2 separate regions of the Homo sapiens genome follow, and region 2 is linked to region 1. Evidence: read pairs that join two places in POLR2A ChIA-PET (ENCODE). Cell type or tissue: MCF 10A. All regions are shown on one strand.

What was found. Peaks named below come from ENCODE experiments on the same cell type or tissue, not always from the same donor. Only the 100,000 strongest peaks of a DNase experiment are listed, where the experiment ranks them.
Region 2: POLR2A ChIA-PET joins it to region 1 with 10 read pairs; 9 of 35 experiments call an interaction of 5 or more read pairs at or near these places.

The regions. Positions count from the first base shown.
Region 1 is chr3:190,228,437-190,236,436 of GRCh38, reverse strand. No RefSeq gene overlaps it. Among named protein-coding and RNA genes, the nearest start is that of CLDN1, 90 kb to the left of the region's middle. RefSeq lists an enhancer at 3,767-4,966. In MCF 10A, no CTCF peak of the experiment used is centred here; DNase peaks (open chromatin) are centred at 4,266 and 6,156.
Region 2 is chr3:190,333,963-190,341,962 of GRCh38, reverse strand. It overlaps a transcript of CLDN16 not described here. Among named protein-coding and RNA genes, the nearest start is that of CLDN1, 16 kb to the right of the region's middle. In MCF 10A, a CTCF peak has its summit at 2,590; a DNase peak (open chromatin) is centred at 3,082.

The sequences.
Region 1 (8,000 bases):
ACTTAGTTTCAGTTTGGTGATGTGGAACTTCAGCATGAGTGACTCCATTTTGGTCTGTTGGCCTGGTGCAGCAGCTCAGTTCAAATCAATGGCCCCCTATAAATTTTATTTAATAGAAGAAATTAAATACTAAGCATATATAAAATGAAAATATTCCATATACTTTTTCTTTCAGTGATTGGGAAATACATGTATGTTAAAGGCAATTAATTCTTGACCTGGTACTTTACAAAGTTTCGTTCTATTTAATAATAGTGATTGTGGCCTCTTTTGATGAATCTTAGTATTGTACCACAGAAGCATATTTAAATATTTTTACTTCTAGGATGTACAATAAAAGAAGTTGGAGACTGCTGATCTAGGTAATACTGCCATACTCTTCAATTCACAGTTTCTGTAAACATGACAAGCAATCACTTAGGTTTCTGCTTACTAAAATTACAATCATGTTTTCACACTGCCTCTCTACAATAGCACATAGATCACCTAGATTGGAGTTTGAAACATTGCTAAAACTTTGAGACACTCAGTTATACACAGGGCTGATCACATCAATTTGTATAAGTTATATCTGCCAGAATAGCCTCATTTTCACTCTGAAAATTCTGTCTCCTAACAAGTAGCTTATATCAAGTGATGTTATCCTCCCTCTGACCTTGGGGAACCTTCTTTTGGTTTTCACTCCACATTAAGCCCTGCATAAGACAGCACTGGCCATAGTGGATCCTACTCCACAGCATTGAACATACTTAGTGCTCAGAACTTGATTATTAATACAATTTCCCACTAAATTAAACCAGAGCTACTAAGAGACATGGCTGATTTCAGGGCTAGGACAGTATCAGTGTGAGAGATGAGTCTGGAACATCTTATTGTATCATAATTATGAAAGTTCTAGAAAGGAAGAAAGAAGAGAGAGAAAAGAGAAAAAAATAAAGAAAAAGAAACAAAGAAAAAGAGAGGGGAGAGAGGCAAAAAGAAAGGAAGAAAGATCTTGCATGTTATAGGTACACAGGAACCAAACTGAAGGAGCTCCCAATGGCCAGACATACAACAATTTTGAGCACCAAAATAAATAAGAACAATAATAAATTATAAATCTTTAAAATTAATATTTAAGATTCCGTGTTAAAAATAGATTAATTAATTGATTAACAAGGGGTGGATTCCTTGCTTACAATGGAATAACAAAGGCGAACTGGTAAATGTACGGCAAGTGCTGGAGTCACACATTCACATCACAAAATACATGATTCTGTTTACGTACACATTCCTGAGAAGACAGAAAAACAATACATGAAAATTGCTTCACATACATTTATTTATTTAATAGGTGGAGAGCTTTCTTTTAGATTTTTCCTTTATGCATTTTATGTTTCTATATATTCCACATTCTGCATAATGAGCATTATATGAAAGAAGATTTTACAGCCATCATGGTAAAGATTAGCTCAGGCAAGAATCCTGAATGAATGCTAAATCTAGGGGAAAATTTTGACAAGAAACAGGGTATTTGCATAGTCTTAAAGTGTCTCCCTACAGATTGCTGATTAGTTACAAGGGAGAAAACATAAACAGTAATTATACAGTGGAGAAATCAACAGCATCATTACCATAAGACCAACTTTAATATCACCTATGACAGAAAGTTGGACATAATGTGCCTCCGTATGTGTGAAGAAAAACACGGTATCACATATGCTGCATTCTCGCTGAGAATCTATAGCCTGAATCTAATCATGAGGAAAGATGACAAACACAAAATGAGTAACATTCTATTAAAACAAACAAAAAAGATGCAGCAGACAATTACCTCAAAAATGTCAATTGCCAAAAAAGGCTGTAAAATGTTCTAAATTAAAGAAAGCTAGAAAGTGTTCTTTATATCAACTCATAATTTGCATTCTTCTAGTTTCTACTCATGTGTTTAATTACTAAAAATTTCTTCCTCCTATCTTTCCCTCTGGAGACAAATATATGAAGTCTAGATTTTCACAAGTCTGGCTTGTCTTAATATATTTATTGACGGAATAAAGAGGAAACCAAAGAGAACATATCCATTTCCTCTTAACTTTACAATATGCACCTCAAGCAGGGATCATCATCACATTAGAATTAGTTGGGGCTGGAGAGCAATGGTGCCATCTCGGCTCACTTCAACCTCTGCCTCCTGGGTTCAAGCAAATCTCGTGTCTCAGCCATCTGGTAGCTGGGATTAAAAGCATGCGCCACCACGCCCAACTAATTTTTTTATTTTTATTTTTAATATATACAGGGTTTCATCATGTTGGACAGGCTGGTCTCAAACTCCTGACCTCAAGTGATCGGCCTGCCTTCGTCTCCCAAATTTAATTAGGTCTTTAGAGAGCCTTTGAATATGACTATTGCAAAAGCCCTTTTATTTTGTGAAGTATTATATTTGATTCTGTAGTCTTCAAAGTAGTCTTGTCTTTAGTCTCACTACAATATTTTGTCATTAGAAGCTCCTCTCTCCAATTTTCTTTACCTCTCTTTTAAATTTGCCATTTCTGTCCCATCAGAACCCTTTACAGAATCTTTTTATGTTTTTTAGCACCTGCCCTTTCAAGCCATCTTTCTTGTAACAGCCTCAGTTATGAAATAATTACTAGTTTTTGTCAGAATTGTTTGAATTCTTTTTTTCTGCATAGCAACATAGAGAAAAACTTAAAATATAGACTTGTAGATAAAATGAGATTTATAAAACTACCCATTCTTTTAATTTTTTATAACTTGTGTCACACATATTAATTTCTAAAAGATAAAGAAAACTTCTTGGAGTCTACTACTATATCATGTTGTATTATAGCAAAGCATTAGGTTTTGTGAAATGAGGAAGGGTGGAACTACTTTTGAAGTAAAGAACTCTTTTTCATGGAGGCCAGAGAGCAAATCCTACTGCTTTGGTTACACCCCCTGGATACAGTGGCAACCTCAAAGGACCACAGGGTTTGAGGGTTATAACCATGGGTTGTCTACTCCACAGTGGAGGAGTGGTCTCGAACTCCTGACCTCAGGTGATCCACCTGACATTTTTGGAGGAGCAAGGCCTGATATTTTTTTCTTAACTTTAAGAGAAACGTTCCCCAGTCAAATGGCGATTTATTATTGCACCCATCTGTTTTAGAATGTGTGATAGATTGGTATTATAGGAGCTTGTAAAATCATACAAACAAGTAAAACAATCTAGTAAAACAGATTGATATGTGGCGAGCAAGACAGACTAACAATGACAAAAAAACTCTAAAACAGGCAGAACATCCAAGTGCTCTAGGAAACACATAAGCTGTGAATTTGGTGTTAGATTTAATATTAGTAACCAAGGAAGGCTTCAGAGAAGAATTGCATTGAAATGTTCCTGGGATTTAGAAAGGCAGAGTTTGTGAAGAACATTCAGGCTGAAAGAATCCCATAAGCAAAGATCTGTGGGCATCTGTAGATAGGAAGAATGACAGTGCAACAGTTAAATGCATTTTATAAGGTGGCTGGGGCTCCAGGGATGGCTAGAAAGACTTAGTGGGGAATAAAATCACGTTTCTCACTGTAATGCACTAAACAGAGACAATCATCTGGGGACTTGTTCTCATTTTGTGAGTGACTCTGAGTCTATCTACTCATTGAGGGTTTCCACAGGTATTTTACCTTAAAGCTCTCTTGAATTTGTGGGTGTCTTCTGTGCTACATCCTAGGGATGGAGAGGAAGGAGGTGAGATATTTTGGGACCATTGGTCTCCATCTGGAAAGCCAATTGAGCTAACTCATGAGGATTTTAAGGGACATGATATGTACCTCATCACTAAATAAAACTAAGGTTGGCACATCTGGTAAGCCAGGAAGCTTCAGGATATAATCATAGTATTTTTATTATCCCCTGGATGTTTCATTTTTTGGTTCGTATGATTCTTTTTTCTGCCCATATACAGTGTGTATTTTACACTAAGTGAGGTGTGGTTAATCCCATAGTTCTCTGCTGTAAGAAATCACTGATGATACAGTTTTGTCAACCACTGTCTGTTTACTGCTATCACAAACATATTTTCTGTGATAAGTTGGGAATCTGTTAAGAAAGAGAAAGATGAAGGACATCCAGTAGCAAATTTCAAGCACTTGTAGTAAGCAACTGAATCAGGCCTTCACCTAAGAACAGAAATAGACTCTTTGCTCCAAGTGGCCCTTCAAGTGGATGCCTTGAGGCATCCTGAAGAAGTCTAGTCAGCTGCTGAGTTTGAGCAATTCCAGGGGCGGTACCTTATAATAGTGGCATTCTGATGATGAGATCAGCCAAGAATGAATTCACAGAAAGACCTCAGAAAGTCTGACATCATTTGAGATCCTCAATTATCCAAGCAAAAGAAGAAGAATGTGAAATGGGAACTTCCCCTGACATCTTGGCACAAACCCAAAGCGTCTGAATGTCCCACAAAAGGAAGCACTTCTTCCTCTGCTTCTGTAATTTTTTACTGAGTCATGAGATAGGGTTATATAAGTAGGGTATTTTAAATAAATTAGTGGATCTTAAAGTCAGAAGGGATTACTGGAGGTCACATCTGGTTTCAAGGTAGGTCCTCATAATGTAATATCCAAGAGAGATGAATGGAACAGAAGACATCTGTAGTGGGAAAAACATAGGCTTTAGAGTCAGAAAGTGTCTTTTTTTTTTTTTTTTTTTTTTTTGAGACAGTGACTTGCTCTGTCACCCAGGCTGGAGTGCAGTGGTGCAATCTCACTCAGCTCACTGCAACCTCTGCCTCCTAGGTTCAAGTGATTCTCGTGCCTTAGCCTCCTGAGTAGCTGAGATTACAGACACGTGCCACCACACCCAAATAATTTTTGTATTTTTAGTAGAGATGGGGTTTCACCATATTGGCCGAGCTGGTCTCGAACTCCTGACCTCATGTATCTGCCCACTTTGCCCTCCCAAGGTGCTGGGATTATAGATGTAAGCCACCACACCCGGCAGAAAGTCTACTTTTAAATCCCTCAGCTACCACACATGGCCATGTGGAGGGCAAGGTATTAACAATATTGTTTTTAATAAAATAGTCTTAAGAAGTAGGTGGCGTTATGTAGCTGGATGTACCTCATAGGCCAGCGAATCTCAAACTTGAACAGGCTAGGCATACAAATTACATGAAGATCATGTTAAAATACAGATTGTAATTTGGTTGGTCTGGAGTAGGGCCCGGTAATGTGAACTTCTAACAAGCTCCCAATGGTGGCCCATGCACAAAGCACGTTTTGAATAGCATGGTGGTAGAGAGTAAAATGTCACACAGAATTGGTTATTATTTGCTTATTTTAACAGGTTTTCAGGAAACAATATTCTTTAGCCTTTATGTTTTAATTTTCCCCCTCCTTCACTGACTTCTACCCTAACCCTCCACATTAAACCATATATCTGGTAAGAATGCTCATGCTCACCTAGCATAGTGAGCCCTACTAAAAACAACAACCAACAATTTCGTAGAAGAGTAGGCTTTGAAGAAAGTGACTCTTTTTCAACAGTTTTTGCATACAATACTTTCACAATTATCTCTGTGTATATCAGAAATTTGGGAATTATGCTGAGGCAAAGATATTTTTAAAGGAGTGCTTGCTGAATTGCAAGCGAGAATGGAAGGGGTTTTATAAGAAGAATCCCTTGGAAATCATATATCATGAAAAATGTATCAGGTATATTTGTACATCTGTGTAATGTTTTATATATTTTATGATTTTCAGGGCATTTTCACATATGGCTCTTCATTCATTCTTTAAGAAAAAGGTAGGCTAGGCAGGTGTCATTAGCCCCATTTCACAGGTGATGAAACTGGAATGTGGGGAGATGAAGTGAGTTGCTCAAAGTTATACTCATCCAGTTGCCACAACACAAAGACAAAATCCAGTTCTGAATTCTAATCCACTGCCCTTTTCTTTGTCTCCTCCTTCACCATGATTTCCATAGTGGCTCAGAAAAAGTTATGGTTTGGTTTCTCAAACTCTGGTTATGAGTGAGGCTGCCAGTAGAAGAAGGTAAAAGGTGGCAGATATCCCAGATTCAGTTACTGTGGGATACTGCATCAGCAGGGAGCCCATTAATGTAGATATCTCTCATTCTCATCAGATGAAAACCTACTCTAACCTTGAATTTTTAGATGATTCATTTGTTTGTTTCATTTCCAGCCAAGAATTCAATGTCCTATTCCCTTTGGCATGTTTACAGATGAGAGTTAGAGCCTGGAGGTGGAGCGCAACTTGATTATTACAATCATCCAAAATGGGTGGCTGATTTTCTACTCTCTAAAAATATTCTTACCTTTCTTCTTCCGTACTCTACAATATGTCCCTGACCACTTCCACTCATAGTGATCTCAATCTAGTTCCCTGTTCATGTTTCACTCGACTGTGTGTGTGTGTGTGTTTCATGACCTATGAAATTGGGAATTCCTTGTGGACAGGAGCAAACATGTTTCAGTTTCATTTTACATTGAATGATTGAAATGAGAAAAAAAAAGATGCAGAGTAAAAAGTACATTTCATTTGGAGTCAGATGATCTGGATCAACTACTTGTTAGCCATGTTACCCAAACCACTTAAACTCTGAGCTTTTGTTGCCTCATCTAGAAAATGAGAATAGTAGTACCTACATCACAGTACTGTTATGAAAAGTGAATGAAATATGCGTGAAATTATTTTGCAAACTCATAAGAGCTGTATCTGTGTAAAGAAGGTATTTGTATTTATTTTAAAAATAATGTACATTAAATGAGAGGAGTCTGCTTGTAGCATCAGTCATAAATGTATTTTCTCCCCTCAAAAGCAATTTGCATTTCTATGTTCTGCTATACAAAGAAATATAGACACATGAAACAATACTATTAAAAACTGATTTTCTCAATGTGGAAAAGATAAAAGTTCTAGAATATGCTGCAATAAGATATAATCCAGATGCTGAAAATGTTCACTACAAGCTGTCAACACTAGGTGCATGAAAGTCAGATACTAGGATTTAGGTTTTGGCCTAAGAATTTTCCTTTTAAATTCTCAATATTCCTCAGAAATCTTAAGTTAATACCCCGAAAGAATAAAAATGATTCATTTCTCAGACTGAGAATCCCAATATAAGGAGAACATACATGCCTACCACCTCCTCTGGAAGTGATTCTAAAAACCCAAACTCACCCATCCCTTCCTACTTACCCACTTTCTGTGGGTACCACATCAGATGCTTCCCATTCTTGGTCTTGAGACCATTCCATAGCTTTTCTCTCCTCTCTCTTACTATAAATGAGCCACCATCACACACATAACAATAGCTGTCACATGTTGAATAACTATGGAGTGTCAGCAGCTGTATTGGTAATTTTGATTGTATTGGTAATATTGATATACATATTGGTAATATTGATATACATATTGGTAATATTGATCTACATCTGACAAGAAGTTTATTCTTGTCCCAGTGTTATAGAAACCAAGACCCCAAGAATCTAAGTACATTGTTTAAAGTCTTTCTGTGGATTGGAGAGGACCAGGATTTATCTGAGTCCCTGTGATACTTTGCTCTCCTCTTATCATTAAACAGCATTGTCTCTCTGTCAAAGCCTCACCTTTTTTCTTTCAAAAATATTTTACTTACATGAACTAATTTTTTTAAACTGGTTTTAATCATTTGGATCTATTTATGCACTCTTTCAAATGAAATGAAACATCTTCCAGACAAATTTTTTCTGAATCAAATTGAAAACAACAAATAATATATAAATAAAGGTTTGAATAATGTTGAAAGTGTACAGCATTACCTGTATGTAACAAAATATTTCTTTTTTAAGGAGAAGGGAGAAGCTGAATTTTTAAAAAGTCACTCAATTATGAAGCAAAGCCTCAAGTTCTAGTCATTGCCCTATAACTAACTTCTTGTGTGATCCTGGGTAATTGTCTTCTCCAGACCTCAGATATTTCACTTACATATTGAAGAAGTTCCATGAAACGCCACTTGCATA
Region 2 (8,000 bases), 110 kb before region 1:
GGGAACTGGAGCAAAGGTGACTCTTGTTATGTTTTAGCAAAGAGACTGGCAGCATTTTGTCCCTGCCCTAGAGATTTGTGGATCTTTGAACTTGAGAGAGATGATTTGGGGTATCCGGTGAAAGAAATTTTTAAGCAGCAAAGCATTCAAGAGGTGACTTGAGTGCTGTTAAATGCATTCAGTTTTAAAAGGGAAACAGAGCATCAAAGTTCAGAAAATCTGCAGCCTGACAATGCAATAGAAAAGAAAATCTCATTCTGCGGGGAGAAATCCAAGCCGGCTATAGAAATTTGCATAACTAATGAGAAGCCGAATATTAATCACCAAGTCAATGGAAAAAAATATCTCCAGGGCATGTGAGAGACCTTTGTGGCAGCCCCTCCCATCACAGACCTGGAGGCCTAGGAGGAAAAAAATTGTTTAGTGGGCCAGGCCCAGGGTTCCTCTGCTGTGTGCAGCCTAGGGACTTGGTACCCTGCATCCCAGCTGCTCCAGCCATGGCTGAAAGGGGCCAACATAGAGCTCAGGCCATGACTTCAGAGGGTGCAATTCCCAAACCTTGGCAGCTTCCACCTGGTGTTGAGCCTGCAAGTGCACAGAAGTCAAGACTTGGGATTTGGGAGCCTCTGCCTAGATTTCAGAGGATGTATGGAAACACCTTGATATCCAGGCAGAAGTTTGCTACAGGGGTGGGGTCCTTATAGAGAACCTCTGCTAGGGCAGTGTGGAAGAGAAATGTGGGGTTGGAGCCCCCACATAGAGTCCCTACTGGGGCACCACCTAGTCGAACTGTGAAAAGAGGGCCATCATCCTCTAGACCCCATAATGGTAGATCCACTGACGGCTTGCACTGTGTACCTGGAAAAGCTGCAGACACTCAATGTCATGCCAGCCCATGAAAGCAGCTGGAGGAAAAGCTCTACCCTGCAAAGCCACAAGGGCAGAGCTGCCCAAGACCATGGGAACCCACCTCTTGCATCAGCATGACCTGGTCGTGAGACCTGGAGTCAAAGGAAATCATTTTGGAGCTTTAAGATTTGACTGCCCTGCTGGATTTCCGACTTGCATGGGGCCTGTAACCCCTTTGTTTTGGCCAATTTCTCCCATTTGGAATGGCTATATTTACCCAATTCCTGTACCCCCATTGTATCTAGGAAGTAACTAACTTGATTTTGATTTTACACAGGCTCATAGACAGAAGGGGCTTGCCTTGTCTCAGATGAGATTTTGGACTTTTGAGTTAATGCTGAAATGAGTTAAGATGTTGGGGGACTGTTGGGAAGGCATGATTGGTTTTGAAATGTTAGAACAAGATTAGGAGTCGCTAGGGGCAGAATGATATGGTTTGGTTGTGTCCCCACCCAAATCTCATCTTGATTTGTAACTCCCACGATTCCCACGTGTTGTGGGATGGACCTGGTAGCAGGTAATTGAATCATGGGTGGGAGGTCTTTCCTGTGCTACCCTCTCATGTTAGTGAGTAAGACTCATGAGATTTGATGGTTTTAAAAATGGGAGTTCCCCTGCACAAGCTCTTGTCTGCCACCACGTGAGACATTCCTTTCATCTCTGCCATGACTGTGATTGTGAGGCCTCCCCGCTGCATGGAACTGTAAGTCTAATAAACCTCTTTCTTTTGTAAATTGCCCAGTCTCAGGTATGTTTTCATCAGCAGGATGAAAATGGACTAATACAGTAGGCATCCTTGTCTTATACCAGATCTCAGAGGAAATGCTGTCAGTTTCTTCCCATTGTTTATGTTAGCTGTGGGTTTTCCATAAATAGCCCTTATTACATTGAGGAACTTTCCTTCTATACCTAAAGTGTTAGAAGTTTTTATCAAGAAAGGATGTTAAACTTTGTCAAATACTTTTTCTTTGTCAATAGATATGATCATGTGGCTTTTTGACTTTATGTCTGTTAATATGATATATCACCAACTGATTTGTTTATATTAAACCAACCTTTTATTCCAGGGATAAATCTCACTTGATTATGATGTATAATCTTTCTGATATGCTGTTGAATTTGATTTGCTAATATTTAACTGCTGACTTTTGTGTCAGTGTTCATTGGAAATATTGTCCTATAGTTTTTCTTGATTTCACACCCTTTTGCTTATAATTCTAGTATAATATTTATTTTTTGACTTTTATAACAACTACCAAGATAGTCATTATTCACTATTAAGACTACAAGCTCCGCAGGAGTAGTAGTAATTTTTTTTACATATGTGGTAAAACAATAATTGTTTAATGAGTTTTTAAGGCAGTATATGTGGTTTCAATTCTTGCAGGAGGTTAGGACATATTAATCCTTAAATCAATTTTACTGCTGACCTATCTTACAAGTTTACCTAATGTATGCTATTTCCAATGATCATTAAACTTCTAGCCCTTTTCAATTATTTTCTAGACTATTACCATAATCTATGAAATTATATTTTTGCAACTAGACTTGCCTCTCATACATTGTCTCCTCAACACTGCTGCCAGATTGAGCTTTCTAAATGTGAATCTAATCACATCACTCCCTGCTTGCTTCTGCTTCATTAGTCAGGATTGTGACAGGAAACCAATGTCACACACAAATGAAGAATAATGTATACACAGGAAATGACCACTAGGTGAGACTGTGGTTCTCCATAGAGAAACCCAGCCATTGCCACATGTAATTGAGTTAGGCCCAGAAGCCTAGAAGCAGAGTATTAGACAGAGAGTCTTGTGCAGGTGATTTCTAGAAGGAATACACTTAGAAGTCTTTAAGGAAGCAAGAAGAGCAGGAAAAGATGAAGGATGGGTAGAGTTAGGCAATAATATGATTTCAGAAGTTTAGTCTCAATCTAATCCCCTAGTTAGCTCTCTAGAACATAGATTATAATCAGATAATTTTCTTGGCCAGAGAAAAGAGAGCTGCACTGTCTTATCCCTGCACTTGTCAGTCTTTGGAGAGAGAACAGTGTAACTTCTCAGGCATTTCTGGGTGAGGTAGCTTCAATCAGCTGAGGACAACCCTACAGTGAAATGTGCTAACTTGAGCAGTTATCAGCCAAGACCTGCAGGGGTATGAGTGTACCAGCCCAGTCAAGGAGATCTGGAGAAGTGCCAAGAGCCACTTCCAAGTCTGCCACTCACACTTCTCAAATCCATTCACTTCTCACAATAAGTTCTTCCTATCTGGTCTTAGCTTCTTCAGAATTTGAGTTGGTCTCAATTTCTAGGAAAACTTGTAAGAGGAGCATTTGTAGGATGAATTACAGCCTTCTTTGCTGCAATTGATCTCAAGGCTGTCAATAATACACATTATCCCTGTCAGCTACAATTATAGATTCCTTTTACACTCAGCTAGGACTTCAGTTCATCTAGGTGGCTTGTCTGGTGGGATGTCTCAGACACTCATCCCTGAGAGCCTTGATTCCCTAGTTACCACGCACTTGCCAGGCAATAATTGCTGTACTTGTCAATTTATAATTAAACTTGGGCATGAGGGTACCAAGAGATAACCTGCAGTTCACGTAGGTATGAAAAGTATTTCTCCATGCCCCTATTAAGTAACAGCAGCCCTTTTCCTTAGGTAATCAGGCTAAAATACGCCACTACACATTCAAATATCCTAGTGTACACAATCTTGGCAGTATAATAATTCCTTTTCTTGCTTGTTGGTCCACTTGAAGAACTAGAAGTGATCATGTATCAGCTGTATCTTTAAGTTCTATGAGACTCTTGTGTCCCTGAGTGAAAGCATATCTTCTCTGGGACCTCTGGATCCACAGGCTCTAAAATTGAGTAGACAGGCAATACAACATCTCCTAGTCAATTCTTGGAGTGGCGGTGAAGTAGGGCTACTATTTCCTCCGTCTTTTGGTTACTGAACTCATGTACTCTACCTACTGGGCACCCTGGCACCATGTAATGGCTGTTGGTTTAGGATGAATGTACATCTTTCTGAAGTATAGTGTCTCCATCTACAGGCATCATCTTCAAGATGGTACTACAGCTATACATTAAAAGGGGCTTTCCTATGCTCTATAGGGTCAGCTGCCACTAATTGATTCAATGTATCATAGGATCAGGGGATATCTTTGCCATGTTCCCACTACCAGGCTTCCTTTGCCATAAAGGGGTTCTCTTGATCTGAAGTGATATTGTATGAGATGCTATCCAATATCTCTCTCTGTGAGCCTTTCTGTATAATGCTGACAGAAATACTACTGGTAGAAAAGGCAAACACATCCTAGGAATGTGTGTCACTACTACTCAGGATTAATTGTTGCTTTTGTCAGGATGAGAGCAGTCCAGTTTTATCAGCTTGCCACCAAAATGTCTGGCTGGTTTTGTCAAAGAATATTATCATATAAGGAGCTCAGCACAGAAATGTGTTGGTTGATAGGTTGGATATGGCATCGGGTATATGAGCTTTGGTGAGAGGAGAACGCATTCTTATCGTCCACATATTGTCTCCATCTATGCTGCCATGACTACTACATTCGTGAGACCTTTCAGCTAGCTAAGTTTCTTCTTATCTATTGGGCCATTCTCCACACTTGGTTGCTTTGTGTCTCTAACTTGATGAGGGTTAACACGTAATGGTGAGTTCTTCTTAGTTTCTGCCCATTTCCATATGTTCATCCACATGCTTCTTTCTTGGATCTTCTTGTCACTAATATGAAAACATTGCTTTGTTCAGGCCAAGCTATCCACCAATGACCATGTGTATAGCGTTCTTTTAAGCCATTTGTCACTCAACAAAATTGGATTACAAGTAACACTAACCCAAATCCTGCCTCCTGTTTGTATTTTCCCATGAATACTGTCTTCCAGGACTTACCAAGTGGGGCTATATTACAACAGCAGTCCATTGTCCACACCAACATACTGAGATGAACAATCCATGGACCAAGCCTGTGTTGTTTTCTTCCTCTATTAGCTGCTCATAAGGATTCTCCCATGAGGTTACAAGTGTGAGCTGATTGAGTGGTGTCAGGTGAGACTGTGCTGGTGACAAAGAAGTCTGGAATATTTGTTCATCCAGCTTACATATGCCCTTTGGATATTTTAAGGGTGATCCATTCTGTAACACTTCTATTTTATAAATAATTGCTGTTGGGGCTGCTGTAGTTTATTACTTGGACTGCCAGCGTCCAGTTCTTGGCGAACAGCTTTTGTCTCATGTCTTGATGCAACTGCATTTTAAATCACATGCTCTGCTGCAGATGGCATGGCCTTGCTCCACAATCTCAGCAGCCTGTTATGAAACCCTTCTGTTGGGGCTTGTCAGAGACTCCACACAAAACCTTTATCTCCTAGAGATAACTTTTATGCAACTATAGGATCTGTTGGGCCACATAAGCCATGTGGTAGGACAGCTTGTGCTATATGGCCTGAACATGCCCTTTCTTGCTCAGGGCCTCACTGAAAACGGGGAACTTTCCACAGCACTTGCTAAATCATTCATTGTAGTATTCCCAAGTGTTGTATGTGCTGTGTTTTACTTCTTTTTTAATGGTAGTATACAAAAGATGCCATAACTTTGCCCTTTACCTTGGAAGGGATGTTCGAGTATGCACCAGACCACTGGATCCCTAAAAGCATCGTATATGTGGCAAGCCACTGAATCTGCATGGCTTAACTCCCACTCTCTGAAGCACATCTGCCTTATTATGGCATCCAGAGTCTTACCTAGGCATGAATTTAGGCTTTTCTGAAGTTTTGCTCTTGTCACAACTAAGGCCTATGGTTCACCGGCTCAACATGCTCCCAAGCTGCAAGTGAGAAAAGTCTCTTTAAAGACTTCCAGAAATAACCTCTGACTTTTGCACTTAGTTTTAAATTAATGATTAGTCATTTTTTTTTCTCCTGAGTAACCAAAAGGCACACAACAACTAACACCAAATTCCACGTTCCATAATCTTATTATTTCCCCTACTTCTCTCAAATGCCAAAGACACTGTAAAAGCTACGGCATCTCCAACACTTTAGCAATTGTACTGTTAGAACATTCAAGAAACTATAAATACTCTACTTACCACTAGGTTTGGGGTCATCCTTACTACCAAGCTGGGGTCTGATTCAACTCCAGAATTAAATCTTTAGAGTCTGCTTTATGGGACAATTTCTAGCAATAACTGTCATTTATATTGAGCTCCCTAGAAGCTGTGTTCTCTAGAATCAGTGTCTGAGACAGATAATTTTATGCAAGTCATTTATTCAGGGCATGCCCTTAGGATAAACCTTTTTTTTTTTTTTTTTTTTTTTGATGGAGTCTTGCTCTGTCACCAGGCTGGAGTGCAGTGGCACGATCTCGGCTCACTGCAAGCTCCGCCTCCTGGGTTCAAGTGATTCCCCTGCCTCAGCCTCCCCAGTAGCTGGGGCTACAGGCATGCACCACCACGCCCAAATGTTTTTTGTATTTTAGTAGAGACAGGGTTTCACCATGTTGGCCAGGATGGTCTTGATCTCCTGACCTCATGATCCACCCGTTTCGGCCTCTCAAAGTGCTGGGATTACAGGCGTGAGCCACTGCACCCAGCCAGGATAAACCTTTAAAGAGGCAAGAGTAGCAGAAGAGTACAAAGGAAGAAGCTAGATGAAGATGTGATTTCAGAAGAATTCATCCTCAGGGCCAGGTGCAGTGGCTCACATCTGTAATCCTAGCACTTTGGGAGGCAGAGGCGAGAGGATCACCTGAGGTCAAGAGTTCGAGACCAGCCTGGCCAACGTGGTGAAACTCCGTCCCTACTAAAAATACAAAAATTAGCTGGGCATGGTGGCGGGTGCCTGTAATCTCAGCTACTAGGGAGGCTGTGGCAGGAGAATCGCTTGAACCTGGGAGCCATAGGTTGCAGTGAGTTAAGATCGTGCCACTGCACTCTAGCCAGGGCAACAGAGCAAAACTCCATCTCAAAAGCAAACAAACACAACAAACAAAAAAAAAAAAAAAGAAAAAAGAAAAGGAAAGAAAAGAATAAAAAGAAAAGAAAAGAAAAATAAAAGAATTCATCTTTAGACTGAACCCACAACGAGCTCTGGAGTACAAATTGTTTCCAGAGATTCTACTGCCTAGATGCAAGGGGGCAAGGCTGTTCCACCATTGCATAGGTCAACCACCGCTTACCAGCCACTGGTGAAGAGGAAAGCTGCATACCTTCCCAGGCATCTCTAAGTCACATGGCTCTCACTAGCCAAGGGCTTTCCTCATTGCTGCTAACAATGCAATTTGCTAGTAACCAATACCTGTAGCACCTGGGAGATGGGTTACCCTCCTAACAAAGAAGATGACGTGGTGGTTACCAACAACATCTACCATTCCAGTTTCACTTTTCTCCTGTGCTCTGACTTTCTAAAGGTGCTTCTCTTTGGCCAAAGCCAGAGAGCAAGAGAGACTATGAATGCAAGTGGAAAGATTCAGTTGCTGGGGAACAGACTGAGTGGAAAATGTTGCAGAATGGATGTAGAGGAGCACACACAAAAAATTGTCCAGTGCTTGTCCACAAATCATTCAGTGCTTGCACACAACCTAAGAGATGAAGCTCAAAGTCTTTAGCATAGTGGGCCCTTCTCAGTCTCTTTATTCCATTTTGCAGCTTCATATTCCATGGCTCCCTACCTGATATAGCATATACTCCAGTCAAATTTCTTATCCTTCCACTTCTCAAATACTTTTCCTCTTATCTGATATTGCTCTCCCTAATCTGAGTACATCCTTCTGCTAGCCCACTACAACTTCCCTCATTGTGCTAAACACACACGTATAGTTTTATCCTAACAACAATCACTCTGTACTCCAGTTTGCTACAAGTTATTTCTCAAATAGATTTTTAATTACTTGAGCACAGGAATGGCTTTGTTTTTGCATCATTTTGGCAGAGTAGCAATAAATGAATGAATGGAAGAAATCATGAATGATTCATTCATGTTCTTCAAGATTCCACTTTAAGCAATATCTTTTTAATGGCAACTCTAGCCCCTCCTCCTTGTCTCAAATTTTAGATGCCACTCTAC